4 separate regions of the Homo sapiens genome follow, and all the other regions are linked to region 4. A link is a loop called in an ENCODE intact Hi-C map of the cell type or tissue named here. Cell type or tissue: GM12878. All regions are shown on one strand. Region 1 overlaps LOC105373279 (a long non-coding RNA gene). Region 2 overlaps OR2M4 (olfactory receptor family 2 subfamily M member 4). Region 3 overlaps OR14I1 (olfactory receptor family 14 subfamily I member 1). Region 4 holds the start of OR2T1 (olfactory receptor family 2 subfamily T member 1).

The links. Peaks named below come from ENCODE experiments on the same cell type or tissue, not always from the same donor. Only the 100,000 strongest peaks of a DNase experiment are listed, where the experiment ranks them.
Region 1: a loop joins it to region 4, with 2.1 times the contacts of the local background. A loop is called at or near these places in 3 of 110 quality-filtered maps.
Region 2: it touches region 4 in a loop (5-fold over the local background); 4 of 110 quality-filtered maps call a loop at or near these places.
Region 3: it touches region 4 in a loop (8-fold over the local background); 6 of 110 quality-filtered maps call a loop at or near these places.

What each region holds. Positions count from the first base shown.
Region 1 is chr1:248,463,478-248,471,477 of GRCh38, forward strand. It overlaps LOC105373279 (a long non-coding RNA gene), which reads right to left. Exons shown (of 3, transcript XR_007067006.1): 2 at 6,546-6,682; 3 at 1,278-5,207. Among named protein-coding and RNA genes, the nearest start is that of OR2T3, 5.9 kb to the right of the region's middle. In GM12878, no CTCF peak of the experiment used is centred here; no DNase peak of the experiment used is centred here.
Region 2 is chr1:248,238,346-248,246,345 of GRCh38, forward strand. It overlaps OR2M4 (olfactory receptor family 2 subfamily M member 4), which reads left to right. Exons shown (of 2, transcript NM_017504.2): 2 at 565-6,334. The coding sequence starts at 584. The coding sequence ends at 1,519. Among named protein-coding and RNA genes, the nearest start is that of OR2M4, 11 kb to the left of the region's middle. In GM12878, a CTCF peak has its summit at 4,955 (motif pointing right); a DNase peak (open chromatin) is centred at 5,106.
Region 3 is chr1:248,682,595-248,690,594 of GRCh38, forward strand. It overlaps OR14I1 (olfactory receptor family 14 subfamily I member 1), which reads right to left. Exons shown (of 5, transcript NM_001004734.4): 4 at 2,858-2,972. Among named protein-coding and RNA genes, the nearest start is that of OR14I1, 16 kb to the right of the region's middle. RefSeq lists enhancers at 4,194-4,393, 6,012-6,061. In GM12878, a CTCF peak has its summit at 4,439; DNase peaks (open chromatin) are centred at 4,437 and 6,237; H3K27ac peaks cover 737 bases.
Region 4 is chr1:248,399,693-248,407,692 of GRCh38, forward strand. OR2T1 (olfactory receptor family 2 subfamily T member 1) reads left to right here and starts at 3,356. Exons shown (of 2, transcript NM_030904.2): 1 at 3,356-3,553; 2 at 6,423-8,000. The coding sequence starts at 6,456. The coding sequence ends at 7,412. RefSeq lists a silencer at 562-762. In GM12878, a CTCF peak has its summit at 4,555; DNase peaks (open chromatin) are centred at 4,519 and 7,279; H3K27ac peaks cover 1,087 bases.

The DNA of each region.
Region 1 (8,000 bases), 64 kb after region 4:
AATTCATATGGAACCAAAAAGCCCACATAGCCAAAGCAAGACTAGGAAAAAAAGAACGAAACCAGAGGCATCACATTACTCGACTTCAAACTATACTATAAGGCCATAGTCACCAAAATAGCTTGGTACTGGCATAAAAATCAGTATATAGACCAATGGAACAGTATAGAGAACCCAGAAATAAAACCAAATACTATAGCCAACTGATCTTCAACAAAGCAAACAAAAACATAAAAGTGGGGGAAAGGACACCCTATTCAACAAATGGTGCTGAGAAAATTGGCAAGCCACATGTAAAGAATGAAACTGGAACCTCATCTGTAACCTTATAGAAAAAACAACTCAAGATAGATCAGACTTAAACCTAAGACCTGAAATTATTAAAATTCTAGAAGATAACATCAGAAAATGTTATCTTGTAGACATTGGCTTAGGCAAAGACTTCATGACCAAGAACCCAAAAGCAAATGCAATAAAAACAAAAATAAATGAGACTTAATTAAACTAAAAGGCTTGTGCACAGCAAAAGACATAATCATCAGAGTAAACAGACAACCCATGGAGTGGGAGAAAATCTTCAGTCTCTACATCCAACAAAGGACTAATATCTAGAATCTACAAGAAACTCAAATCAGCAAGAACAAAACAAAGCCATTAAAAAGTGGGCTAAGGACACAAATAGACAATTCTCAAGAGAAAATATACAAATGGCCAACAAACATGAAAAAAATGCTCAACATCACTAATTATCAGGGAAATGAAATTCAAAACCACAATGCAATACCATCTCACTCCTGCAAGAATGGCCATAATCAAAAAATCTTTAAAAAATAGACATTGGTATGGATGTGCTGAAAAGAGAACACTTTTATACTGCTGGTGCAAATGTAAACTTGTACAACCACTATGGAAAAGTCTGGAGATTCCTTAAAGATCTAAAAGTATATCTACCATTTGATCCAGCAATCCCACTACTGGGTATCTACCCAAAGGAAAATAAATCATTACACGAAAAAGATACTTGCACACATGTTCACAGCACCACACTTCACAATTGCAAAAATATGGAAGCAGCCCAAATGATCATCAATCAATGAGTAGATAAAATCATATATATTCATATATTCACACATATACTCATATATTCATATATATTCATATATTCACACATATACTCATATATTCATATATACTCATATATTCATATATACTCATATTCATATATACTCATATATTCATATATACTCATATATCTTCATATGTATATAGATGAATGCTACTTAACCATGAAAAGGAATGAAATAATGGCATTTGCAGCAAACTGGATGGAATTAGAGACCGTTATTCTAAGTGAAGCAACTCAGGAATGAAAAACCAAACATTGTATGTTCTCACTCACACGTGGGAGGTAAGCTATGAGGATGCAAAGGGATAATAATGATACAATAGACTTTGGGGACTTGGGGGAAAGGGTGGAAGCAGGTGAGGGATAAAAGACTACACATCAGGTACAGTGTACACTACTTGGGTGATGAGTGCACCAAATTCTCAAATTGCCATGAAAGAACTTATTAATGTAACCAAACACCACCGGTTCCCCAAAAACCTATTGATATAAAAAATATAAATAAATATCATATATATATCATCCAGGGGCAGTAGCTTATGCCTATAATCCCAACACTTTGGAAGGCTGAGGTGGAAGGATTGCTTTAGCCTGGGTATTTGAGACCAGCCTGGGTAACATAGTGAGACCTCATCTCTCCAAAAATTAAATTTTAAAAAATCAGGGAGGCATAGTGGCACGTGTCTATAGTCCTAGCTACTCAGGAGGCTGAGGTGAGAGGATCGCTTGAGCCCGGGAGATTGAAGCTGCAGTGAGCCACAATTGCGAAACTGCACTCCAGCCTGGGTTGACAAAGCAAGACCCTGACTCAAAAACAGGGCGGTATATATTTTACAGATACATCAAAGTCTTATCTGTGCTCTCTTGAATTCCCTCTCTTAGTGTCCTCAGACCAATTTTTTTAAACAGGTGTGTATCTTCCCTATCAATTTTTAATATTTTTATTGCAGATATGTGTCCAAATGTAATATTTTAGTAGGATGTATTTGTTAAATGGTAACACACTGATCATTCTGCAACATATTTTCCTTCAACTTTACTAATTGAAATGTTCACAATAAATTGGTATTAATATTGATCATGTGTGCATTTTCTTTATATTAATATTTAGGTTTACCACTTTTTCATGCTTTATAATGTAAGAGTATCTATCCTTGTATAATCTCCTTGGAAGTCTTAGGTAGTGAAGAAAGAACATCTTCAATGTTATGAGATATTACTGAATTCATCTCTAAAGGAGTTGCACTAATCTCTCTAACCATCATTTTTCCTTCTTCATTTATTTAACAAATAATCAATTTTTACTATTATGTTGGTGCAAAAGTGATATATGCCAGGCATAGTGCTAATGTTAGAAAACAACAGAGAAGAAAATAAATATATTTTGGTCTCCTTGTGCAATAACAAAAACCCAAACAGTGAATAGGTAAAACATACGATGTGGTCATGCCAGATGATGATATGTTATGAACATAAAATAGGGAACACTGTTGCAAATTTTAAATATAATTATGGATCAGTCAGAATGCACAAGGTAATGCCATAGTAACATCTCAAGCTGCATAAAAACATTGTTTATGTGATGTTCACATTGTAAATCTGTCAGATGGTACTCGGGGTCCACTCATCAAAAGTCCCTCAAGGACCTAAGATGATGGATAACTTTGTTGACCATTTTGTCATTTTATGTTCTAGAATATGTTTATATTTGTGGCTATACATGAAGCTTGTACAACTATTGAAGTATATCCATAAAAAAAATAAGTGTACAGCTCATTAAGGATTTCATAGCAGTACCTAAAATGTATCTAGAATTTTGCAATTTTACATATTAATAACCCTCCACCTGCCATTTTTAAATGCTTATTTAGATTTCTAACTTTCATACCTATACAGCATTTGGATAGCCCATTAATTTTTAATTATACATATTCATGTGGAATTTTCATTGAAACTTAGGAATAATTAAAATACAAGAGTGAGTTGAAGCTTGTGTGAAGAGTACAAAAGAAGGATTGTGATGTCTGAGGTGTGAGAGTTCTCACTGATTGAGTAGAGCACGCCTTCATAAAGAAATTGTCATATTATCTGAGCATTTATGACTGGTAGTTTATATAGAAATGCATTTGGTAAATTCACAGCAAAGAAGCAGGATACGAGAAGTTATGAAGGAATATGAAAGTGTGTGGTTTAAAGATACTCTGAGATATTGGAAGAAGCAATGTTGGAAGACAGGGTGGGTACCAGCCAAGGACAGAATATGCTCATTCTGTCTCCTGGTGTCAGTATCTGCTTCTGCAGTTGGGCTTATGAGTTGGATTCTGCATCTGAGGATTCAACCAATCATGGACTTAACCAATCATGGATTGAAAATATAATTAGGCTTATCATGGTCACATTGGTACAGACTTTTCTAAATTTTATTTTTGTTGTGACATAGGTGTATACATTTATGGGGTACATGAGATGTTTTGATACAGGAATGCAATGCATAATAAATGCATGATGAAAAATGGAGTATCCTCTCAAGCATTTATCTTTTGTGTTATAATTTTATTATACCCTTTTAGTTATTTTTAAGTGTACAATTAAATTGTTATTGACGATGTCAGTCTATTATGCTAGTACTTATTCATTCTAACAAATTTGTTGTATCCATTAACCATCCCCACCTACCCCTTCACCACCCCCAGTACCCTTCCCAGTATCTGCTAAGCATATTTCTAATTTATATCTCCATGAGTCCAGTTGTTTCGATTTTAAGGTGCCAGAAATAACTGAGAACATGCAATGTTTGTCTTTCTGTGCCTGGCTTATTTGACTTAGCATAATGGCCTCCAGTTCCATCTATGTTGTTGCAAATGACAGGATCTCATTATGTTTTGTGGCTATATAGTACCTATCATGTATAAGTACCACATTTTCTTTACCCATTCATCTGTTGATGGACACATAGGTTGCTTCCAAATTTTAGCTATTGTGAACAGAGCTGCAACAAACATGGAAGTGTAGATGTCTTTTCAGTATATTGATTTCTTTTCTTTTGGGTATATACCCAGCAGCGGGATTGCTGGATGATACGTTAGCTCTATTCTTAGTTTTTTCGAGGAACCTCCAAACTGTTCTCTGTTGCACCTTTAAATACAACTTTAAATGCAACTTCACATTCCCACAGAGTTTATGAGGGTTCCCTTTTCTCCATGTCCTCACCAGCATTTATTTTTGCATGTCTTTTGTATAAGAGCCATTTTAATTGGGATGAGATGGTATCTCATTGTAGCTTTGATCAGCATTTCTCTGATCAATGTTGAGCACTTTTTATGTGCCTGTTTTTGATTTGTATGTTGTCTTTTGAGAAATGTCTATTCAATCTTTTATCAATATATAAATCAGATTATTAGATTTTTTCCTATAGATTTATTTGAGCTCCCTATGTATTGTGGTTATTAATTCCTTGTCAGGTGTGTAGTTTGAAAACATTTTCTTCCATTTTGTGGGATGTCTCTTCGTTGATTTATTTCCTTCACTGTGCAGAAGCTTTTTAACATAATGTGCTCTCCTTTGTCCATGTTTGCTTTGGTTGCCTGTGTTATGGAGTATTACTCAAGAAATATTTGCCCAGACAAATATCCTGGAGATTTTCTCCAACGTTTTCTTCTGGTAGTTTCATAGTTTGAGTTCTTAAAGTCTTTAGTCCATTTTGACTATATCTTTGTATATGGCGAGAGACGGGACTAGTTTCATTTTTCTTCATATAGATATCCACTTTTCCCAGTACAGCTTATTGAAGAGACGATCTTTTCCCTGGTGTATGTTCCTTGCACCTTTGTAGAAAATGAGTTCACTGTAGGTATGTGGATTTGTTTCTGAGTATTCGGTTTTATTGGTCTATGTATCTGTGTTTATGCCAGAACCATGCTGTTTTGGTTATGGTAGCTCTGTTGTAGTATAATTTGAAGTCAGGCAATGGGATTCCTCCAGTTTTGGTGGGTTGGTTGGTTGGTGGTTTTGCTTAGAATAATTTTGGCTCTTCTGGGTGTTTTGTGCTTTCATACAAATGTTAGGATAGTGTCTTCTATATCTGTAAGAAATGTCATTGGTATTTTGATAAGGATAACATTGAATCTACAGATTGCTTTGAGTACTATGGATATTTTAACAATATTGATTCTTTTGGTTCATGAATCTGGAATATGTTTTCATTTTTAGTGTCCTCTTCAATTATTAATGCTTTATAGTTTATCATTAGAGAACTATTTCACTTCTTTGGTTAATTCCTATTTAATTTTATTTGTGGCTATCATAAATGAGATTACTTTTTAAATTTGTTTTAATCTATTTGCTATTGACATATAGAAATCTGCCTTGTATCCTGCAACTTTCCTGAATTTATTAGTTCTAATAGGTTTTTGGGGAGACTTTAGGTTTTTCCAAGTATAAGGTCCTATCATCTGTGAACGAAGATAATTTTACTTTTCTTTGAAATTTGATGCTATATCTATATCTCTATATCTATATCTATCTATATATATAGATATATTTACATATAGATAGATTTATTTATATTTGTTTCTCTTGTCTGATTGCTCTAGCTAGAACTTCCAGTAATATGTTGAATAACAATGGTAACAATAGTTGCACTAAAGTGCAAGACTAAGTCTCTCTTAATTTTCTTTAATTTTCTGTCCACTTTCCTCAAGCAGAAGGAGTCTTGCCCCATAGCCACCATAGCTGGTAATATGCTGAGTCTCACCCGGAGCCAGCATGCCTCAGAGTTTCACCCAAGGCCCTCATGACTCTAGCTGGTATCCAACCCTGATGTGGCTGAGCTGGTATCCAAGATGCAAGACAAAGTCCTCCTCACTCTTCCCTCTCCTCTCCTAAAGCAGAGGAAAGAGGCCTCTTTTGGAGCCACAAGCCGTGGAGGCTGAGGTTAGGGGATGAGTTTAGCTGCCCTGGCTGGTGTTTTAACAGGTCATGTGTCCCCCGAGTCCACTGGCTCTGGGCCCAGATTAGCATTAGGATTTGCAGCTCTTGTGGCCTAGACTGCCCTTCAGGTTTGTCTGTGGCTCCAGAGCCACTTTAGCCCTTCATGGTGAGGCTTGGGTAACTCAAGTTCCAAACACTGGGATTCGCAATTCCCTTCCAGCAATGGCTGGTTTAAATGCGCCCTTCATGGTGGGTGTCAGCTGAATTTGGTCTGGGTCTTCTTTCTGCTATAAGAAGGGCATCGCTGAGCTCAGTGTCTTAGAATTGCTGGCTCTCCCTCTCCTTAGTGCACAGAGAAGCTCTCCATACCACACCACCGCTGCTGGGGGATGAAGGGGTGGTAGTGTCAGTGATGCAATACTGTTTTTCCAACTTCTTCAATGCCTCATTCAGAAATATGAATTTAACTCCATGTACTGTGAGTGCTCACCTGAGTTTTGGTTCTTGAGAAGGTGTTTTTTGTGTAGATAGTTTTTAAATTGGTGTTCTTGCAGGGGGATGATCAGTGGAACCTTCTATTCTGCCATCTTGCTCCATCCTCCAGACTTTTTTCCTTGTCATTATTTCCTAAAAAATATAGTATAACAGCTATTTACATAGCATTCATATTGCATTAGTTGTTATAAGTAATCTAGACATGATTTCAAGCATACGGGAAGATTTGTGTAGGTTATATAGAAATACTCTGCCATTTCATATTAGGGTCTTTAGCATCATGGATTTTGGTATTTTCACGATGTCCTGGTACTGAGGACAGATAGTGAGGGATGACTGTACACAGGGATGAATACACTACTCAGTACTTGTACGTTTGTCATGCTAGAAAGACTCAGCAAAGTCTCGGAACCTTGCAGGCACTGAGAAAAGTGGCTCCCTTTTCCCATTCTCTTTCATTCCCAAATTATATAATCTAAATTCGATGAGACTAATATTTCAAGGGAAGTCTCTGAGCCTTTAAGGAGAGGGGCGATGTGGGAGAAGGTCACCCTGTCATGGAGAAATCTTAGACCACATTCGGTCATCAGATTCATAGATGTCTTAAGAGTCACAGAAGCATAGCAAGTACATAACACTCCTTTTGATTCTGAGAAAGTGACACTCAGAGCTTTTAGTGTCTTGACTAAGATTACACAATTAATTGGAAGCAAATATAATAAATGGTAAATGTTTTAGAACCTAAAAGGTTGTCAGACTCCGATATTTTCTCCTGAATCTGGGAAAGCCCCAGCTGTGTTAATGGAGAGTGTCTACAGATGCAACTTTTCCCCACGAAAGATGGCTTTGTAGGGCCATTTCAAAATATGTCAAATACATACTTTGGGGTGGAATATTTTGATTTTCCTCAGGGTCTGCTATCTGTCATGTGATGCTATACCAGAGTCAGGTTGGAATTTGGTATCTTATTGCCACTCAGTCTGTTTTGTCAGTCTTAGGAACTCTATTTCAATGTTATTGCTGGTCAGTTGTGCCTAAATTCCAAAAGATGGGTGTAATGAAGTGTGTCTCCCTTCTTATGTCCTGCAATTAAGCTTTTCAGCTTTCCTGAGATTCTCGTGGCCTAGAGGGGGTCTGTTCAGTTGATTAGGGGTCTTAGGATTTTAAATTTAGTTTACAGACTTCTGACACTGGTTTTGCATGATCCTCCCTTTGTGAAATTCAGATTTGCTTTTACAAAGAGAGCTTATTTTAAATGTCTGATATGAAAATATAATTTTAAACTAGAAAAATGAAGTTGTTTAAAAAATGTGCAACGTCATGAGAAAGATGGATTTGCTTTTGGATAGATGCATCGCATAAATGAAAAACATGTTTAATTCCCACGTGGACCGTGAGTGGAAAGTTAGAATATAACCATCAAAAACAAATAGCAAAAGAAAACAAAAAT
Region 2 (8,000 bases), 160 kb before region 4:
GTTAAAACATAGAGTACTATACCCTTCTCTGAACTGAAGTGTACAGGTGTCCCCAAGGAGTAATGTCATTGATCTCATATAATCCTTCACTGGGCTGCAGGTAGGATGGTAGGGAAAAAAAAACATGCGAACAGGAATTCTGTTGTCAACGAGACTACTAACCTGGAGAAATATTAGGACAGAAGGAGAAAAAATTCTGTAAGGAATTTTCTTTTATGAGGTATGATCCTAAAATTTAGCAATAAAGGCATACAGTGATTTTTCTCCTAGGTTTTCTATTGACTGTACATGTGGGTAAGTAGGGAAGCTCTTATACACTTCAGCATTCTTGTCTGTAAAGTAAATGTCCAAATGTACTCCATGTATACTCTGTGAAAGTTGGATGAGGAAATAATTGTAAAAGCAATGGACTAATCCACACAATTTACCATGACTAAAGGAAGGTAACTGAAGGTTGGTGAGAAGGCCTTATGCATGCATATAAACTGCCCAGTAGAGTATGTCACAGTATGTGTTTGAAAACTGAATTGATAAATAAGCTTGTACCTTCTTTGGAATTCTCAGATAAGGCAAATTATCCAGGATGGTGTGGGAAAACCAGACCTTCAACTCCATCTTCATCCTGCTGGGAATCTTCAATCACAGTCCCACCCACACCTTCCTTTTTTCTCTGGTCCTGGGCATCTTCTCACTGGCATTGATGGAAAATATTTCCATGGTTCTCCTCATCTACATAGAGAAACAGCTCCACACCCCCATGTACTTCCTCCTCAGTCAACTGTCCCTTATGGACCTCATGCTCATCTGCACCACTCTACCCAAGATGATCTTCAGCTACTTGTCTGGGAAGAAATCTATCTCTCTGGCAGGTTGTGGAACTCAGATATTCTTCTATGTGTCCCTGCTTGGAGCTGAATGTTTCTTGTTGGCTGTCATGGCTTATGACCGCTATGTGGCTATATGTCACCCTCTTCAGTACACCATCCTCATGAATCCGAAACTCTGTGTCTTCATGACTGTTGCTTCCTGGACCTTGGGGTCTCTTGATGGGATCATAGTGCTTGCAGCTGTCCTGTCATTTTCTTACTGCAGCTCTCTGGAAATTCATCACTTTTTCTGTGATGTTGCTGCCCTTTTACCTCTATCCTGCACAGAAACATCTGCATTTGAAAGACTACTTGTCATTTGTTGTGTGGTAATGCTAATCTTTCCAGTTTCAGTTATCATACTTTCCTATTCCCATGTCCTTCGAGCCGTCATCCACATGGGCTCTGGGGAAAGTCGTCGCAAGGCCTTCACTACCTGCTCCTCCCACCTGTCTGTGGTCGGACTCTACTACGGTGCTGCTATGTTCATGTACATGAGACCAGCTTCTAAACATACGCCAGACCAGGACAAGATGGTGTCGGCCTTCTACACTATTCTCACCCCTATGCTGAACCCTCTCATTTATAGCCTCCGCAACAAAGAAGTGTTCAGGGCACTACAGAAGGTACTGAAGAAAAGAAAGTTAATATGACCTTATCAAAATCTTTTTGAGTGCCTACTGTGGTCAACACTCATTCAAAAAAACTGGAATCTCTTAAATTATTCTATTTCTATTTCTGGTAATTTGTATTAATATTTTCCACTTCTTTTCAAAATTATCTATTCAGTATATTATTACATATACATCGTTTGTATACTAAGCTAGATTTGGATGTTAGTATAAGTGGTTTAATCCCTGTGAATGACAATTATATTATTAGGTGTCACACATGGGTGGTACTTGATTTTAGGATGCTTACTTTTGAAGCCAGGTATAAGTCCGAAGGGTCTTAGCTGTATCAAAAAGCAAAGGTTGGAGTTGATCCTCTGTTTTTGGAGAGATGCTTCTTTGTTCACAAATTACTTACCTATTAGTACTTGTTTTTAATTTGCCCATCCTCAAACCCAAGAATGACTATTTTAATACTGATTCTTCTTTACTTGACTCCCAAGTATTTAAAAGTGCGGAGTTAGTATCAACACTTTCTTCAATCAAGTTTTATGTCTGCATAAAATATTTCCTAGAAACTCGTATAAACATACACACACTTAAGTATATATGTGTGTGATCTTTATGCTAATAAAATTAAATATTTTAAGGAGTCCACATAAAATATCTATTTGGGCTGCACAGTCAACATCTGTATCATGTCTGCTTTTATTCCTTATAATCCTTATATTAACCATCAGAATCTGAAGGCAGAGCAAGATGATGGAATAGAAGGCTCCACTGATCGTTCACATGCAAGGACAGCAATTTAACAATAATCCATACACGAACAACACATTCATGAGAGCCAAAAATCAGGTGAGCCTTCGTAGTACCTGGTTTTAACTTTATATCACTGAAGAGGCAGTGAAGAGGTAGAAAAAACAACTTGAACAGACAATGCCACCCCTCTCTCACCACTGACAGAAGGAACAGTGTGCTAAGAGTGTCTCTGGGCTCTGGTGAGAAAGAACACAGCAATTGTGAGGCTTTGAGCTCAGTGCTGTCCTGTAAGAGCAGAAAGGAAAACCAGATAAAATTCAGCTGATGCCTGGCCACAGACAGAGCATTTAAACCAGCCCTTGTCAGAGGGGAATTACTGATCCCAGTGGTCAAAACTTGTGTTCCCACAAACCTTGACACTGAGGGCTAAAATGCGCTGAGGCTCTAAGTAAACTTAAAAGGCGGTCTATGCCATAAGTACTGCAACTCTTAGGTGAGTCCTAGTGCTGAATTGGGCCCCGAGATAGTGGACTGTGCGGCGGGCACGTGAACTACAGAGACAGCAGCTGGGGCAACTGAGGTTGTGCTGGCATCACCCTTGCCTAACCTCAGGCTGCACAGCTCATGGCTCCAAAAGAGTTCTTCCACTTGAGGAGAAGAAAGAGTGGAGAGGACTTTGTCTCACATCTTGGATACCAGTTTAGCCACAGCAAGAAAATGCACTCGTCAAAGCTGTGAGGCCCTTATTCCAGGACCTCCATCCCAGATGACATTTCTATATACACCCTGGGCAAGAAGGGACTAACACTGTTGCTTAATATTTTGCTTCGTAAGCACCAATGGATTGATTCAACTGAAATTTTTGTACTCACCACAGTAATATTCATAATTATTATTTAGATTGACATGCTTATTTTTAAGTATAGTATAATCAAATGTTTTCTAATTTAAAAATGTGCTAGCAAATTTTAAAAATTAAAACAAAGGCTAATTTTATCCTTAAAAAAAATAATTTCTGGGCCGGATGCAGTGGCTCGCTCATGCCTGTAATCCCAGCACTTTGGGAGGCCGAGGCGGGCAGATTATCTGAGGTTGGGAGTTCAAGGCCAGCCTGACCAACATGGAGAAATTTCATCTCGACTAAAAAAATACAAAATCAGCCGGGCGTGGTGGCCCATGCCTGTAATCCCAGCTACTCGTGGGGCTGAGGCAGGAGAATCGCTTGAACTTGGGAAGTGGAGGTTGCTGTGAGCCGAGATCATGCCATTGCACTCCAGCCTGGGCAACAAAAGCAAAACTCCATCTCAGTAAATAAATAAATAAATAATTTCTGTTAAATATAAAAAGTAGTTTTTATCATAGCAAATGTCGCCCTAGCTATGTCAAGTCAAAAATTTAGATTTATTGGGATTTTAAAAGAAGATAATACTATGTCCCTATGTGTTTCATTCCACTTTATGATACACACTGGAAATGTTTATGCTCAGTTTTTGGAAGCAGAATATATGTGTCGTGGGTACAGTTGCTCAATTTATTCAATTTATACTTGTATATGCTGATTCTTCACCAATGAATTCAATTTTATTAATTCAATTAATTAAATTTTATAATACAAAACAGTGAATTTAATGACATATCTTTGCCAGTCAGTGTTCACTGGTTGAGCCAGAAAGAGTTTTACAAAGTTTTTTTTTGAGACGGAGTCTTGCTCTGTCACCAGGCTGGAGTGCAATGGTGGGATCTTGGCTCACTGCAGCCTCCACCTCCTGGGTCCAAGTGATTCTCCTGCCTCAGCCTCCCGAGTAGCCAGGACTACAGGCGCATGCTACCACAACTGGCTAATTTTTGTATTTTTAGTAGAGACGGGATTTCACCATGTTGGCCAGGATGGTCTCAATCTCTTGACCTCGTGATCCGCCCGCCTTGGCCTCCCAAAGTGCCTGGATTACATGCGTCAGCCACAGCACCCAGCCCCGAGTTTTACAAAGATTTACTGTACTTTCACTCCCACTCCGGATCTTCTTTAATCAAAATATATAGCAAGCATTTCAATAGTCATGATAACAAATAGAAGTGTGATTTACATTTTGTCAGCAACATCACACCTTATGTGAAACAGGTAAATTTAGAACAACCAGAAAAGAAAGACTTATCTGTGATCTACTAAGAGAAGTATGAAAATTGAGCTTGAAATGGAAACATTTTATGATATGAATCGATAATGATTTTGTACATTTGATTTTACACATAATATGCAGAAAAAAGTAATTTTAATATGCAATTATGTAAACTGCAAAATCTACAAGAAACATTTGAAAACAATTTTGATATTGATGAATTTAAAGTTACTTTTTAATTTATATGTTAAATTTTTGAATTTGATGTTAATAATACCGACTTGAAAGAAGTTATATTGCTTACTCAATTTAGTGATGAAAAATGTTTTGAGTATGTTTGGGACATTGCGTATATGTGAATCTAATTTTTCAACTGTAAATTTTATTAAATTTAAATGCAGACCAAGTATTTTTGAAAAAAAATTAGTGTCTGAATTATGAGCTGAAAATGTAAAATAAACGCTTGATTTTAAAAAGTTTATACATAAAATGTAAAATATATCGTTATTAATTTTTAAGGTTGCTTGCCTGTTGAAACAATATTTTGGACGTATTAGTTTTAACTTAATTTTTGGTGTTGAAGTTTGGGCTGTAATCCAGTAGATGGCGCCTAAGAGTAATGCCCGTAGAGAGGCTCTTGATCGGCCACTTGGCTCTTTCGTGTTTCCTGGCATTCGCAGGCACGCTGTCCGGTGGGGGTTGAGAGAGATGCCTCCTTACCAGGACGACTCCTGAGCCTTGGAGGAGGCCCCTCCAATTACTAGCACTTCGCCTGCATTTCTTTTATTAGATGTTTCGGGCTACAGCCCTCCCTCAGGCAGAGGCCACAGCAGAGAGAGCTACCTTTCAGCATGTACAGAAATTAACTCGAGATGGATTAAAGACTTAAACGTAAGAAAATCCTAGAAGAAAACTTAGGAAATGCCGTTCTTGATACCAGGCTTGGCAAATAATTTTTGGCTAATTTCCCAAAAACATTTGCAACAAAAATTGACAAGCTAGACCTAATTAAAGAGCTTCTTCACAGCAACAGAAATTATCAGCAGAGTAAACAGACAATCTACAGAATGGGAGAAGATATTAGCAAAATGTGCATCCAACAAAGGTCTAACATCCAGATTCTATACGGAACTTAAGTCAACAAGCAAAACCCCATTAAATAATCCCATTAAAAAGTGGGCAAAGCACATGACCATGCATTTCTCAAAAGAAGGCATATGAGCAGCCAACAAACATGAAAAAATGGTCATCATAGTTAGTTATGAGAGAAATGCAAATCAAAACCTAAATGAGAGACCATCTCACACCAGTCCCGTCAAAATGACCATTAATAAAGTCAAATAATAACAAATACTAGTGAAGCTGTGGAGAAAAGGAACACATATACACTGTTGGTGGGAATGTAAATTATAGTTGAGCCACTGTGGAAAGCAGTTTGGAGATTTCTCGAAGAACTTAAAACAGGGCTGCTACTTGACCCAGGAATGCTATTACTGGGGATACATCCAAAAGAAAATAAATTGTTCTACCCCAAAGACAAATTATTCATTCATTGCAGTGTTATTCCCAATAGCAAGGAATCAACCTACATGCCCATCAATGGTGGATTGGATAAAGAAAATGTAGCACATAAACACCACAGAGTGCTACATAGCCATAAAAAAGAACAAAATCATGTCCTTTGTAGCAACATGGATGCAACTGGAGGCCATTATCCTAAGTGAATTAATGCAGTAACAAAAAACCAAATACTGCATGTTCTCACTTATACATAGGAGCTAAACTTTGGGTACTCAAGGATGTAAAGATGGAAACAATAGACACTGTGGACTACCAAATGGGGAAGGAAGGGAGGGGAGTGTGGGTTGCAAAACTACCTATGGGATACTATGCTCACAACCTGGGTGATGGGATCTATACCCTAAACCTCAGCGTGATGAAATATACACATGTAACAAACACGCACATGTACCCACTGTGTCTAAAATAAAAGATGAAATCATTTAAAAAATAATTTAACATTTCATCTTAACTTTTAAAACTGTGGTCACTAGTATATTTTTAAATTACCTAGGTGGCATATTATATTTCTTTTGAAGTATGTTTATCTAGATGACTAAGATATGGTGATTTCCATTGTATTTCTGTTAATTTACTACTTTAACCTCTTCAAAACCCACACAATTCCTGAAACTCCAGTAAGTAGAAGTTCCTATGTTAGACTCAGTATCTTTTCTAGAGCAAATTAAGATGGTCTTATGCACCTACTATTGATTTGGTAAATGAGCTCTTTTCTATCACTCTGAGGAAAGAATATCAAGAACAACTCACATTCATAAGGATCAGACATCTTCTATTTATAATACCTCGGTCTATGCCTATCCTCCTGTCCTCTGTCATGATGTAAGTGAAAGAAATACAAGCTACCTGGACATGCTGCATAAAAAAAAATGTACTACATTTAGAGGACAATATGCTAATTGGACTGAGCTGTAAGAAATAGCTAGCACACTGGAGACATTGTAATACATTTGTTATCCAAAGGTGCAAGATATACCTTACCAATATCAGCGGTCTTCCACAAAAATAAAGGTTGTAGGAAGTTACATGCCACTTAAAGTCTCATGGGATATCCAAAGCAAAGGAAAGATTACTGCATCTTGCCCTCTCACCAAAAGATAGATACATGATAGATAGATAGATAGATAAATAGATAGATAGATGGATAGATAGATAGATAACAGATAGACAATACTTGGTATACCTTTTTGGGTTTTGACGGCAGCATATACCACACCTGGATTATTATTTAGATCTATATAGTGGGTTACGCAAAAAGATACTGACTTTGAGTAACTCCAATAACAGAAAGAGGATTCACTGCAATCCAGGATGCAGTGCAAGCAACTCTGAAACTTGGACCATGCAAGTGTTAGAATCTATAGTATTAGAGCTATTATTATTGGGAAATTACATTGTGTGGCATTTATTGTATGTTTCCATGGGATAATTCAAATGAAATCAGTAAAATTCTGGAGTAAAGTCATGCTATCCACATTAAATATTTTAGACCTTTTTATTTTTAATTTTTACTTTCTGTGAGTACATAGTAGGTGTATATATTTATGGGGTACATGAGATATTTTGATACATGCATGCAATGCATAATAATCATATCAGATAATTGAGGTATCCATCATCCCAGGCATTTGTCCTTTATGTTACAAAATATCCAGTTATACTTTTAGTTATTTTTAAATGCACAATTATCATTGGCTATAGTCACTCCGTTGTGCTATCAAACACTAAGGCATTCATGCTTTCTAATTATATTTTGTACCCATTAAACATCCCCACTTATTCTTCCTAATCCCCACCCCCACTACCCTTCTCAGCCTGTGATAACCATCCTTCTACTCTCTATCTCCATGAGCCCAGTTGTTTTAATTTTTAACTCCCACCAATAAGGGAGAACATTTGAAGTCTATCTCTCTGTGTCTGGCTTATTTCATTTAATATAATAACCTCCAGTTCCATCCATGTTGTTGCAAATGACAGGATCTCATTATTTTTTACGGCTGAATAGTACTTCATTGTGTATATGTACCACATTTTCTTTATCCATTCATCTGTTGATAGACACA
Region 3 (8,000 bases), 280 kb after region 4:
CTCATCAAATAATCTAGGGTGCTTATTAAATATGCAGAATTTCAAGTCTCAAGGCAAATATACTAAATAAAAATTTGTGGGATAAAACCAATAATTTGCTTTTCATACAAGTTTCTGGGTGATTTTTTAGTACAAAAGTTTGTAGTTTTAACTGTGGTTATACATCCTGGGCAGAGTCAACTGTCTTTAGCTATTTGTTGAATAAATTGGGTGGTAAGCCACTTTAAAATGAGGATTTACTGTTTAAGACATGGAATGAGTATGGAATATGATTTTAAAACCATTGATAATTAGCTCTGGTTTGGAGAGAGGGAAATTTATTTTGTGTCAATGTGCAAGACATGACAATAGTTATACTAACAATGCCATTACCCATGTGTTGCACCTTCTCTGTGCCCGATGCTATTATCTCTACAGGACACACCTTGGCTCAATTAATATTCATAATTGTACAATAAATTAAAATATGCCGTTATTATTCTTTTTCTCAAGATAAAACGGAGGCATAACAAGATCAAATAAGTTGCCCAATGCACTGAAAGAGCCAGCACCTGAGCCAGCATTTAAATCAAGGCAGTTCATTTCCAGGATGTGTTGCTGACCTCTGCATTCTAAGTTTTTTTCATAGAAAATAACTTTGACTAACATAAGCTCACAAAAATAACTTTTTTCTATATATTGTTTATCATATTTTGTTTATTTTCACTGGTATTATCTATATGTTTAAAATTAGTTTTTCTGCATCAAAGTCATGTGTGTTAGATCCTGTTCACATGACTCAAATATTCTCACTAAAAACAACTTATTAATTTTTTTCAAACTAGAGCCAACTTTAAACAAGTGATTTTAAAATCAGGTTACTGATCATCTAAGGTTTAGTTGCCTTATTTCATTAATGATAAACTCTATTAAGCACATAAATGCTATCCCTTGCTACCAGGCAAATGTGAAATGTTATTTATAAGACAGGTAGAACCTATGTTTTATGACAAATTTTAAAGATAATGTGAAATGTTATTTTTTATAGGACAGGTAGAACCTATGTTTAATGAAAAAATTTGAAGATAATCTTTTGTCCAAATGCTATAAATGATACAGTCACTTTGAAGCATTTCATTGTATCATTAAAACAAGTAATTGAAAAGAATTGCACTCTTGGCAAAGCGCGGTGGCGAACTCCTGTAATCCCAGCACTTTCGGAGGTTGAGGTAGGTGGATCACCTGAGGTGAGGAGTTCGAGACCAGCCTGACCAACATGCTGAAATCCCGTCTCTACTGAAAATACAAAATAGCTGAGCGTGGTGGCACATGCCTGTAATCCCAGCTACTCAGGAGGTTGGAGCAGGAGACTCGCTTGAACCTGGGAGGTGGAGGTGGCAGTGAGCCAAGATCGTGCCACTGCACTCCAGCCTGGGCAATAAGGGCATAACTCCATCTCAAAAAGGAAAAACAAAAAGAATTGTACTGTCACACAAAGTCAAGTGACGAGCAATACATATTTACAATGAAAATGACAAAGGAGCACTATCCCTGATAAACGACAAACTATAAAAACACATTAGCATAAACAATGAGCAAAGTATATGAACAAGGGCTCAGAAAACTGGAAAGCTAATGACCCAATAACAATTCAAAATGTGTTCAACTTTACTAGTTATGGAAATGCAAATTAAAACTTTAACATGATGCTATTTTGTGTCCATTGCTTTAGAAAACATATGTCTGGCAAGTAAAGTCTCGACAAACATGTGAAGGGACGAAGCTCTTTGCTGCTGCTTAGTTTGCTGTGTAAGCAGCCTACCTACTTTGGAGGGTCAACTGGAAATTTTGAACACAACTGAAGATGCGCAAGTTTGATGCAGCAATGCTCCTTCTCACAAATGTACACTTGAGTTTTAAAAAATGACATATGTGAGGATGTTTGCTCCATGACGTTTAAACCCCTAATTACCATCACTAGGAAAATGGATAACATACCCTACTTTATCCCAGAATGGAACACTCTCTAGAAGTTAAACTGAATGGGATACTCTACATCAATATTGAACATTTCAACATAGTTTTGAAAAAACCCCACAAACTATTACACAAAATATGTTCCCAGTCATATGCATTTAAACATTCAAATTGTGCAGTGCATTATTTATAAATACACACACATACATATATATATATATATATATACACACACACACAGATAAGCTTGTATAAAACAGTTACTGGAATGAATACAAATGCCAATAAATGGGGTAGCGGAGGGAAAAAATAAGTTGAAAACATTGAACAGTAATTATATCTGTAATATTTTAACAGTTAAGATCATTAAAGCAAACAAAAATATGAATAAATGATAAGCCTAAGTGCTCGTTCTTAAAAATCATTTGTTATACTCTTTCTAGATTTTGGATATTTCATATTTTTAATATTATTTATACATTAATGTCAAAGAAGCAACTGAAATACTTTTGTGTGTTATAAATTGCTTTTATATTTTATATATTTAAATTGCTTGTAAAATTCAGTGAAAAAAGCTCTCTTTTTTCCACTGTTTTCTTTGACATTATAGATTAAATAAAATACCTCACATATTAAAGTAATAATCTCAAAAAATATGATTAAACATTAATAAAAAAGTAATGGGGACTCAGGTGATTACATTCTGCATATTTTGACATCCATTATAATACTATTTAACAATGCAGAGTAACTTTTAAAACTGGGTTTTTGTTCTGACTTTTTAATAGAACTCAATGAAACAAGTAATAAAATGGTTGTTAATTGGTTTGTATTTAAAATATCTCAACCAAACAACCAAGAATTGCAGCTGTCCCATAAAACAAGGCAAAAGGTTACCCACCCTTCCAGCAGAATCAGCAGTGTACAGGAGTATACTATCTCCCGGGTTAGCTTGCTATCGGTAGATGTAAAATTCTACAAAACTGCCACGTGGCCAATTCCTTGTAATGTATTATCTAGAGAATGAGAAAATAATAATGCTCTTTCCTTGATTCTAACACTCACATTTCTGCACTGCTAAAGGAAAAGCATCATATAATTTATATATAGTTGTGTATATATAGTGCATATATAGTTCGTGTATATATATACATATAAATATACATGTATAGTATATATATACATATATATGTATAGTTGTGTATATGTATACATACATATATATGTATATATAGTTGTGTATATATTTGTGTACATATAGTGTGTATATATAGTTACTGTTTATTGAAAAGTTATTAAATTAATATTTTCCTTGAAAATTGTCTACAATTTGAAATTGAGGACATACAAAACAAATCTATAGGGATGCAAACATATTATCATTATGATATATAAGCATATATACAATACACCTATTCAAAATATTAGGCAAATTGATGTGCATTTATTAACAAAAACTTAGTAGTTAACACATTGGTTAAAAAGACACAATACATTTTCATATACATATGTGCATCATTGATAGATATAAGTTGAAAATTTTGAATATATTATTTTTAACCGTAAAGCATATTGAATTAAATATGTATAAAGATTTCCTGCTTCCAAGTCTGTCTATTTTAAATTCACACATGTGGTATGATGAGTAATAAGATTAAAAGAGACCTGAATTCTTGTCATGTTCTGACACAGCTGTTTTAAGTTGGGGAACCTACAAATACATTTTAATTTCAATTTACTGAAATGTAAAACTACACTCAACAAGATGGCCTCTGCTGCCCCACCTCTGAGAGCATTTGTATCTAATCTATATGAAGCCTTTTTACTTCAGTGTAGTTTTCTCTGAGTGGCCTGATGCTGAAGAGCTGCCCTTTATCCCACTTATATCAAGCAAAAGAGCAACACTGAGGAACAAAACCAATACACACTGCACCATGAGCTGCTTCCACTCTAGTCTCAAACTAAAAATAGATCTCTCCAAAACTGATTAAAATGATAAAAATTCAAGCAAACTGAATGCACTATTTTGTTTGCTTGTTTCATTGGAAAAAAATATGAAACATAATTACTAAGAGAACAATTAAATCACTTTAAGCAAACATGTCTTGATTTTTTTCTCATAAAAAATTTGAAATGATTGCTTACATAAATCTCATGTAGACAAATTCAATTTCCTTATTGGGTAAATATCTGAGAAATACAAGACCAGCAATACCTTGATTAAATAACATGTAGCTTCTCAATATGTATTCACTGTCTGGACCAATGATGATAAAGAAACAGTTCTGAAGTTTTCCTCTGTGTCTCACCAGAAGAAGTGACCCAATTTAACATGCAAACTCAGTGATAGAGAAAACCTGATGTATAATATATCAAGGAGACAATCTTCTCTGTTAGTTTCCCATAGAGACTGGGCCGCCACAGTCTGGAGGAGATTGGCTTCCAGAAGGAAGCCTGGGGGACGCTGGTCTCAGGAGGATGCTGCCTCCTCTGGGTTAAATTGTAAATTACCTGCTGAAACAGAAAGCAGAATATGGAGTAGGTGCCAACTGAACTCAGAGTCCGTGAGGAAGTGATGAGCATGAGATATAGAGATTTTCATTAAGAGAGTGAGGAGAGTAAACAGTGAAAAAAGTAAAGGATTTATATTTTCACATTTCATAAAATAATCTTCGATAAAGTACAAAACCCAGACATTTAAGTACTCAGAAAATAATAAATTGTTTTACTTCATCACTATGCCTAGTCAGTATGCCACATGAGAGCAGTTAAGTGCGTATACTCAGTTTACTTTGCAGTTACAGCAGCCTGTTTCTGTATTGCACATAGACTCTCAGAAAATTATTGGCTTAATGGAGACAATCATCATGCTTCTCATCTTCCTCCAAATCTATTTGTTCCACAACCAGTCACAGACCAAGAGGATGGGTAGATCTCACTAAATACGATCATTTGAAAATTAGAAGTGAATAGAAAAATCTGGCAGAAATTTAGGAGATATATATTTTATCATTTCATTTTTCAAATGAGGAAAGTGAGTCTTAATATAAAAACTTAAGACAAATTAAACTTAGCAGACTTTATTTGATCAAAGAATGATTCATTATCAGATCGCACTACAGATCAGAAGAAATTCAGAGAGCTCTGCCCAGCAGTGTGAACAAGCTTTTATGGGCCAGACATAGGAGCAAAGTAGAAAAATCACCTGCTTGCCTACAGCTAGACATCCGTCTTGTTTGAACATGGTGTTATTTAATTTTGGCAATACTATAAGGCAGTAGAAAAATATTGCACATATGTACATACATCCAGATATAGATAGACATGTAACAGAAACATTACAAATTTTTAGCCATGTGCCAGGTACAATAATACAAATCTCACTAATTTATTAAAGAATATCTGGATCTAAATTGTTTTTGGCTAATGCCACTTAAATGGCTAAAGCTTCTTACTAATATTTGTGAAAAAGATCATTAATGTTTTTTTATTTGCTCAGTTTCCAAATATCTATTTTTCTTACTTCTACTTCTGATGAGTTATCTACCCTAAACTTGCATTTTAAATAGATACCTATTAAACTCTAGAGAAGACTGTGTAGAAAATTTATATCTCAAAAGCACAGAGCTTGGACTTCCAGCTTAAATGCTTTAATTTGCCCAAACCAAGAAAGAAAGATGTAAAGACCCAGTTAGGGCAAGACAGCTAGGAAAAGCACTTTAAAGGCAAGGCTTCTGTAGATTTAAGCCAACGCTTTCTTCCTTATCAGAGTTTCCAGTGTTCTCTGTCCAGAGAGGTAGACCTTCTTACAAATGGAGATTCCCTTTAGGGATGTAAATTTCTCTTACAAAGAGTCCTCAAAATAAGCAGGTGAAAATAGTTTTTCTGCCAAAAAGTTGTATTTTGGAGATTTATTCTGCTAAATCAGTGGTTTTCCAACCCACCTTCTGTCTTTTAACTAAAATACTAAGTGGGTGGAACCCACTGAAGACTAGAACAAATATTTTGTGTGCCTGACTCACCATGGTTACTTCTAATCTTGCTCTATAATCACAGACTGGTACAACTTTTCTCTCCTGTTTTGTTTTCAAGATTGCAAGACTGAATAATATTTCCCCCCACCCACCAGAAAGAGTTTGGGGCATAGCAAAGATCATGACAACAAGAAAGAATTGGCAGAGTATGTGTTTAGCGGGAAGTTTCATAAGAGGTGTTTCAGTTGACTGCAGGGTTCCCATGGGAGAAGCAGGATTAAAGAGAGAAAACAGAAAAGACTCATTCTTACAAATGTTTTTCTAAATATGATTCAACTGTCAGTCAGATAGCTTCAGGTATGGGGACTTCCACATTTGATTTGAAACTTCCATTTTTTTTCTCTGGGGGATTGGTTGATTATTGCCCAGGGAGTGTAGCCCTTGGGGGCTTTCTCTAGTAGGTAGACAGGCCAGGTCCATCAGATGACTGGTATAGAAATGAAAAATTTCTTATGCAAAGGCCTGACTATTTAAAATACAGGTAAACTTCTTGGGACACGCGGTCCTTTACTTTTGAGGCAACTCCTCTGGGGTTCAAAATAGCTACAAGGAGGTCTTCTCAGTCCCCATAGCTGGCGTATTATAAAGGCATGCACCTCTTTGTCCTTTGTAAAAAGTCTCCCCACTGTGGCCTTTGTAACTTAAAATTACCTTTGGTCAGGTTCACTCATTTTTCTAGAAAAACACATGTTCTGGGTCCATGGTTCTTATACATAAAATATGCTGCAGTCCCACATGGAAGAGTTCTAGAGCCCTTGGATTCAAAAAACACATGATATGCTGTCTTCCAGGAACCTTACCTACCAGAGGCCTCCTACTGGACCCAGTCTGGTTTCTTTACCAGATCCATTCCAATTCTGAACCCAGTCCAGTCAACAAATTGCTCAAACAAAGTTAGAGCTCAAAACATAAATTTGCAGAGTTTGAATCCAAGAGGAAATTTACCCATAATCTTCAGTTGCAGCGTGAGAGCAATGGGCCCTAGTGGGTATCTACACTTGGGCATTCCTTGTTCCGGGGGGCCACTGGGTATCCTTCAAATCTTACTTCTAACACCAAATAGTTAAAAGAAAAACTTTACCAATGAGACAGAAAATTAACAGGCCTATTCAGGACTTGAACTCAGCTCTGGACCAAGCAAACCTAATAGACGTCTACAGAACTCTCTACCTCAAATCAACAGAATATACATTCTTCTCAGCACCACATAGCACTTATTCTAAAGTTGACCACATAATTGGAACTAAAACATTCCTCAGCAAAGGCAAAACAATGGAAATCATAACAAACAGTCTTTCAGACCACAGTGCACCAAATTAGAACTCAGGATTAAGAAACTCACTCAGCACCACACAACTACATGGAAACTGAACAACCTGCTCCTGAATGACTACTAGGTAACTAACAAAATTAAGGCAGAAATAAATAAGATATTTGAAACCAATGAGAACAAAGACACAACACACCAGAATTTCCGGGACACAGCTAAAGCAGTGTTTAGAGGGAAATTTATAGCATTACATGGCCACATCAGAAAGCAGGAAAGATCTAAAATCGACACCCTAACATCAAAATTAAAAGAACTAGAGAAGCAAGAGCAAATAAATTCGAAAGCTAGCAGAAGACAAGAAATAACTAAAATCAGAGTAGAACTGAAGGAAATAGAGAAACAAAGAAGCCTTCAAAAAAACAATGAAATCAGGAGCTGGTTTTTTGAAAAGACTAACAAAATAGATAGACCACCAAGCTAGGCTAATAAAGAAGCAAAGAGAGAAGAATCAAATAGACATAATAAAAAATGGTAAAGGGGATATCACCACTGATCCAACACAAATATAAACTACCATCAGAGAATACTATAAACATCTCTATGAAAATAAACTAGAAAATCTAGAAGAAACGGATAAATTCCTGGACACATACACCCTCCCAAGACTATACCAGGAAGAAGTCGAATCCCTCAATAGACCAGTAACAAGTTCTGAAATCCAGGCAGTAATTAATGGTCTA
Region 4 (8,000 bases):
AGTTTTACACTTTGAAGCACAGGAGTTGAAACATGTTCTCAAAGCCCATGTCACTTAAATGTTCACTGTTTTCCACCCCATCAATACACTTCTCATTAGCTGTAATAAGTCCGTCTCATTAAAGTCTCCTGAGATCCAAAAGGAAGAAACTTGCTCTTTCCCAGAGCACTTCATTCCATGTCCCTCAAAGAAAACTATTTAAACTCATGCCTCTTTTCAATCTGGGCGCTCCCTTGTCGCTCCAGGGATCTCAAAAGCAGAACACCCAGAATAATTCGGCACTCTTTACTGGTCTGCTGCTTTCTTCCTGCATTTTTAGTTTTTCAGACCTGTTTAGTTGCTAAATATTTCCCTGTAAAGATAAGAAATAGACATTATTACATGTTTCTAGAAGGCTGGAGAATTTATGCAATTTGTCCTGGCAATGCAAATTGTTTCAAGGATTTCTAAGGTGGCATTTATTTGTTTGGCTTAATAATACTTCCTTCTGCAGAGTTATATTACAAAAATAGCTCCTAATAAACTTGTTGCATGTCTCTCTTTGTCCTAACTCCATCATCAGTTGCTAAGGATACCTTCAGTCATGCCAAGTTCATAAATCCAAATTAGAAATCTATGCATACTGGATCTTCAGGGTAACATGCTGACAGCACTTTGGCATCCAGATGGCCTAGATGTTGAAGGATTTCCTGTTGTGGGTACCAATGACTATGAATTGCTTTGTGTGTTTTCTTCTTGGTATAAGTTAGATGAGAATTTAAGTCTACTAAATCTAATCATTTTTCCTTCTAGCAAAATATCACCTTCAACCTTCTAAAAAGTCTTAGTTCTTCATCGCTTGTTTAGTTACATAAAGTTGTTGTAGTTTGCCAGTAAGTTTTTGATTTACTAAATTATACATAACCTTCTCTATCTACTACTCTGAATGGCTATCCTGACAGATTCAGCTCTCTGTAAGTGACAGATAATCATCTTTTGTTGGAATACAGTTTGGAATAAAATTAGATATTTGGATAATTTTTATGAAAATTATGTATATTGTATTCCTTGATGTCTACTTAGTGATGTGTGTCACATGCTGTTTTGAGTGGGTGGCATTCAGATTGCATGGATGAGAGGAGATATGAGAAATGTGAGAACATATAGAACACATGAATACATTACTTTATGAAGCTCTTTGAAAATTAAATAATTGGATTTAATAGTTAAGGTTTTGTCTAAATGATGCAACATCCCTCAGTAAAATTAGGCAATTAAAATGGATCATCTAGGAGCTTCTGCTGTACTTAGACTCACTTTGTTTGTTCCACTCTTCCTATTCCCTTAATGAAAATCCAGGTCTTTTGGAATTATGCAGGAATTTCACAGGTAAGAAGTCAAATGCTGATGAGCACCTAGACTGACTCCTCCTCATAGTAGCACTTTAAATATTTGGTGCATATGCAAATGACCGGGTTGCCAGAACATTTCATTGTGGTCTGACTGAATTTACGTTCTTTATATGACATAAACAAGATTTACGTAAACTGGATCTAAGAAAGTTGAGGCAGAGTTGTCTGCAACTCCTGGGCTGGAAATCTCAGGCACAAGTATAATGAGGAATGACTGTCCCATTCCCTCCATGCCAAATGCAAGTGCATTGAGAAAAAGAGTGCCTGTCTGATTATCTGTGGGAATTACATGGAGTGAGTGTTGTAAATCTCAGGTAGAAGGATGCCATTGAGTGTAACAGTGCAAAGAATCTTTTCTTAAATGTTTGCTGCTTTTCTTAAAAAAATAATTTAAGCAAACTTTAGTCTTATGAATTAGATAGGATAAGGACAATACTGTTCGAAAGGCACAAAAGATCTAAAGGAAAAACCTGTACTTACTCCTAGTTTCTAAAGTACAGACTATGAACCAGGCTTCCTGAATCTCTGAACAGTGCATTGTCTTTATCTCCTTCCCCTCGTTTTACAGATAAGAACACTGATGATTGGAGAGTTGAAGATGCTTGCATTAAAGACACAGAGCTGACGTAAGGCAGACTCCTACAGGCATTCTAATTTCCAACATAGACTCGTTGCCTGACTGTCAAACGTGCAAGCATTTTAAAAATCCTTTTTTCCACAATGATTTCAAAGAATGTGCAGACACCTGGATTTCTCAGATCCACTTTGCCAGTGATTCACAGGCATTTTTTTAGTGTCCATCACACCAAGCATAAAATAAACTCTCATCAGAAATAACAGGTCTCTCTAGTAGAGGGGTTTATTCTAGTGTGTAGTCTCTTTATGGGTCTTGTAGGAGGTGTGTGTGGGTTGAAGAATGTGGTTCTAAGTTACTCTAAAATTGTCAGAGTACATTAGTGCTTTATTATCTAATAATTGTATGATTATTATTTCAATATGAGTTCATTCTTAATGATTCCAACTTTTTGAAATACTAAACAGAATTTAGGAACACGGAGAAAAACTAGGAACATATATTTTTGTATTTAGTCTCAAAATTGCACAGCACTGTATTGACCTGTCTTGAGAACTTCTCATGTGAAAAGGTAACTGTAAGTTTGAATGTGTATGTAATGACTCAATGTGTCTGCGATAACAACAGAAAAGTAATATTGCCAGTGTATTCTGTACAGGAAAAACCACACCTACAGTAATCTGTTGAAATTGAGGTATTATATTCTAAAATAGACATTGCAAAAGCTATCCCCAGTAAATACCTGGAAGTTGAGCACTTTGGAAAAAAATTCATACATGAATGCATAAAATAACTGGAGAAGTGTGACCGGTATAGAGAAGGAGGACAGAAAACCTTGTAGTCATATTCACATTATGAAATGTTGAATGTTGCAAAGAGAGAAAACTGGTTCCAAGCAGATTCAGAAGGCAAGGAAGAATCCTGCATGAAGCAGCTTTAATTTAAGCTAATGCAGAGCTTCCTAACAAGGCTGCTGCATTGAAGGAGCATGGAGCTTGCTCTTTTCTTTGGCAGAAACTTCACCAGTGGTCATAGGGAAGCAAGCAAAGGCTGCAACTTACAAGTTAGGAATTATCTTGTCACTTGATTTAAAGGATGGGCTTGGAGATCATCACAGTCCTGGGCAAGCATTGTGTCCTACCTTCAAACTGTAGTGATGTGGGAGGAAAATATTTGCGGCCATCCCTACTCAACCAACATGCACGCCTTATAAAATAGTACAGAATATTTACAAATGTCAGGATAACATAAATGCATTGATTTATCTCTTGGTGTACGGTATTATGCAATAAAAAATAGTTTAGGTAGGCCTAAAAGACAATTTTATCCAATAAAATTATGTCTATTTTATCCACTAACTTTTTAAAAATAATTTTCTCAAAATTTGCAGGCCAAGCATACTTCTGCTCTTCAAAGGCATTTAGATGTTCTGCAAGCTTAATTGAAATGCACAGTTTTTTCTGAGAATTTCTACTAAGTAACAATCCTTTCAAGTCAAAGGATACTTGGGGGAAAAGATAGACTTTAACTGCTGATGTAACTTCACTGGGAGCACCTGGGTTTACAGACCTTTTCTGAAGATCAGGAGGTATTTGCAATTTAAATTCATAGATTTTAGTTGAATATGTAGATTGCTTAAATGAGAGATTGAGAATTTGCACCCATTTACCAATAGTTTTGAAATAATTTGCAGATATCTTACATTTTACTTGGTATTGTATAAAATATTTGCACCTGTAACTATAAATTTCTTATTTGATTCTTAAAGTAACCCTGAATGTTTATTATATCAATTAATATAAGCAGATACTGAGGCTCAGGGTGTTTAGGAAGATAATCCAAGGTCACAGAATTAATTAATGTCGTGACCAGAGGAAGAACTCAATTCATTTAATTCTAAATTTTGTTTTACTGTATGTTGCCTTCATCATTTCAGAAACAAATGCCTATATAAAGTCACAGAATCATTCCAAACATTTTCTGATTATTTTTATGTGTACTAAACCATAGCAAAGCTGTATGATCTATGCCCAGGAGATATTCAACAAGTATAGTTACTTATTGTGCTCACTCTAGTGAGAGAGCAGATAATAAATTTAACAAAACATTTTACTTAAAATCATAATTTACTTTGAGGAGGGCTTGTTCTCTGATAAATTAGATCTTTTGTATGCAGATAGGAAAAGTAAGGCCACTTGGCTGCAAAATGGAGTAGACTTTAGAATTTCCCTTTGCATTGCTAGGTTTGCAGGGCTAGCTGGCCATAGAAAAAGCTAGAACCACAGAAGAGTTACATATATACATATATAAATCTATGGGAGGAAATTATGAATGTATATACTTATATATATATATATAATGGATAAAAGATCATCCTTTATATTCTTGAAGTTTGTTGTGGATTTTACTGTAACCTGAAATTGTATAAAACAGTCCCTCAGTTTTTCTTAATTGCCAGAGCTACGGAAAAATTCCAATTTCCAAAAATCATCGGTGAGTTATACCTCAATATGTATGTCCCTGTGCTATTACATATACGTGTGTGTGTGTGTGTATAAAATGGGAGTAAGGGTGAACAGACAGCAGAGACCACTGTTTGACTTTGTGAAGCAGCACATGATTTTCCCTCTGTTTCTGGTGTCTTATCGCATGATAAAAGTCAAACCGAAAATGTAGGAAGTGTGGAAGTAGCTGAAATACTGCTAATATTTAGGCTGCGACATAAACTGGAGAGGAGTTTCCCTTTAGAAATATATTTTTATAGGTTCCATTAATGAAACCTAAAAAAAGTAAAATGAGGGAGGTTGTAAGTAATGATGACATTGTACATAGTATCATAAAAATGTATAAAACCTGACACCAAATATTCTGAATTAGCAAAATATACATTATATATATATATAAAATATACATATGATGTATCTATGTGTACATTTTTATATATGTGTGTATATCTGTACACATAGTTTATATCCATAAAACAGCAATCCTGATTATAATAATTTATGTGATCTACTCTCAAGTATGACTAATTTTCATTAGTCACATTAGTTATTACATTGTTAACAATTTAGCAGGTTCACATGCTTGGTACATTTTATTTGCTAATTACAGTAAATGTCTAGCTGCTATTCCCATATAAAGCTTCCTATATACACAATGCCATGTGTATGAATATATAATGAATTGAGACTATCTAGTCCAAACACTCCTGGCACTAACAGACCCCGTGACCACCAACACGTTACCCTCAATGCTGTCATTGGTGAGAGGGGCTTTTATAGCTCCTCACTTCTTAGTTTTATTGTGAAGATCAGGGAGTCAATAGTTACAAAGTACTTCTTAGCATGACACTTTGCAAAATAAACTCCACGATGTCATCATCATTATTCTCAATAGCAACTTCTTTTTCTGGGCAATTGACTCAAATGCTAATATTTTTAGAATATTTAGAGGAGCACTAGACTAGTTTGATCAATTTTACTCCCAAATATGTTGGTAAAATGTCTTTCTTGGGACACTTTTAGCCTTAAACAATGTGAAAAATCATCCTTTACTTCCATGAAGTTTGTTGTGGATATTTGTTTCTTTATTGTAACCTGAAATTGTATAAAACACACTCAGTTTTTCTTAATTATGAAGAACTATGAAAAATTCTAATTTCCAAAAATAATCAGTGAATTATAGCTCAATGTTTACGTCCCTGTGGTATTTCCTCTGAATATTAATTGCTAATACTGATTTCTAATGGTCATGCTAATCATAATCCTAATGCTAATTCCTCATCATCTTAAAATTGAAAATAAATAAAATTCTACAACACTGAATGCCTCTTGTATTGAGAATAATTTTTATGTCTAAATTTGCAAGAGTAGTTTCCGTTGAGTTTCTGTTGCCCTTTTTATTTCATCCCTTATAATTTGTCTGGGACATGGATAAACTAACACCAAGTATACTCTCATGATGTAGACAGTGACTTGTGACCCAAATGGTAGATAACCCGTACTTGTAGCTAAATGGAAGACATGAGCTACTCACAGCCAGCACCAAAGATGTTTTGAAAGTAGTGGTGATGCCAACCATACAAAGACACATTAAATAATAATACAAATTTAAATGCATCTAAGGTAATACACACACGCATACACCGGACCATGGTATGCGTAACTGCTGTGTAGCATGGTATGCAACCTTAGGCATTGTTATGCACATCATCGTAATACAGTATCATCTGCTGACCTCATCTTCTCCAATGTATTTAAGCAATTATTGATTAATAATGACCAATTTTATTTAAAAACCTTCTGGAATAGAGTAAATGCTAGATATCAGTCTCAATGTGGCAAGAATACTATTTTTTAAATGTTTTCTTCCCACTTTTAAAAGTTTGCTGCCTAACAATTAATTCACATGTTGTTATTTTACTGCCCTGGGAATGCTATCATCTTATTTGGAAGATATTACCTTATATCGGCACAACTGTAGGATCAATGGAAGAGTACAACACATCCTCTACAGACTTCACTTTCATGGGGCTGTTCAACAGAAAGGAAACCTCAGGTCTTATTTTTGCCATCATCTCTATCATCTTCTTCACCGCACTGATGGCCAATGGGGTTATGATCTTCCTGATCCAAACAGATTTGCGCCTTCATACACCCATGTACTTCCTCCTCAGCCACCTTTCCTTAATTGACATGATGTATATTTCCACTATTGTGCCTAAGATGCTGGTTAATTACCTGCTGGATCAAAGGACCATTTCCTTTGTGGGGTGCACAGCTCAACACTTCCTCTACCTTACCCTTGTGGGAGCTGAATTCTTCCTGCTGGGCCTCATGGCCTATGACCGCTATGTGGCCATTTGCAACCCTCTGAGATACCCTGTCCTCATGAGCCGCCGGGTCTGTTGGATGATTATAGCAGGTTCCTGGTTTGGGGGCTCTTTGGATGGCTTCCTCCTAACCCCCATCACCATGAGCTTTCCCTTCTGCAATTCCCGGGAGATTAACCACTTCTTCTGTGAGGCACCAGCAGTCCTGAAGTTGGCATGTGCAGACACAGCCCTCTACGAGACAGTGATGTATGTGTGCTGTGTTTTGATGCTGCTGATTCCTTTCTCTGTAGTCCTTGCTTCCTATGCCCGAATCCTGACTACAGTTCAGTGCATGAGCTCAGTGGAGGGCAGGAAGAAGGCATTTGCCACTTGCTCATCCCACATGACTGTGGTGTCCTTGTTCTACGGGGCTGCCATGTACACCTACATGCTGCCACATTCTTACCACAAGCCAGCCCAGGACAAAGTCCTCTCTGTGTTTTACACCATTCTCACACCCATGCTGAACCCCCTCATCTACAGCCTTAGAAACAAGGATGTGACTGGAGCTCTGAAGAGGGCCTTGGGGAGGTTCAAGGGTCCTCAAAGGGTGTCAGGAGGTGTCTTTTGACAGTCGACTCCTTCCCATGCATATGGTAAATGGGGGACTCTGTGGTCACTGTGGCTGTGCTTTCATCAAAAGATGAAGCAAAAAGGGAGGGAGTCATATGATTACAATATTGGTTTTTTGGCTAGGGTTTCTGGTTCATAACTCCATAGTTATGATGTTGTGGTTTTTTAGGCCTCAGAAAACTGAATCTCTCTCTGTGATCTTCGCCTTCCCTCTTTTCACCTGCTTCTTTTTCTCCCCAAAGAAAGCCTTAGAAACTAAAAATATAATCCAATCTTTCCCCGCTTTTGGTCACAAAGAAATTATCTGACTACCTTGTCTGACTGTATGTCATAAGACCTCTGTTTCAAAAGAGGTCTTCTCTCATACCCTGGGGGAGGGAATGCTATACAGAGAGGCCAAGAAAAATCCGATCAGACAGGCCTTCGTGGGTGTCCCCACTCACTCTATCAACATTAGGTCATACTCTTTGTTCAATCATATTTCTGTGCAATTGTCCATGCTTCAATCATGACTATTCAATAAAGTCTCCATATAAGGGCCAAAAGGAGAGGACAGAAAACTTCTGGACAGCTAAACTCATGAAGC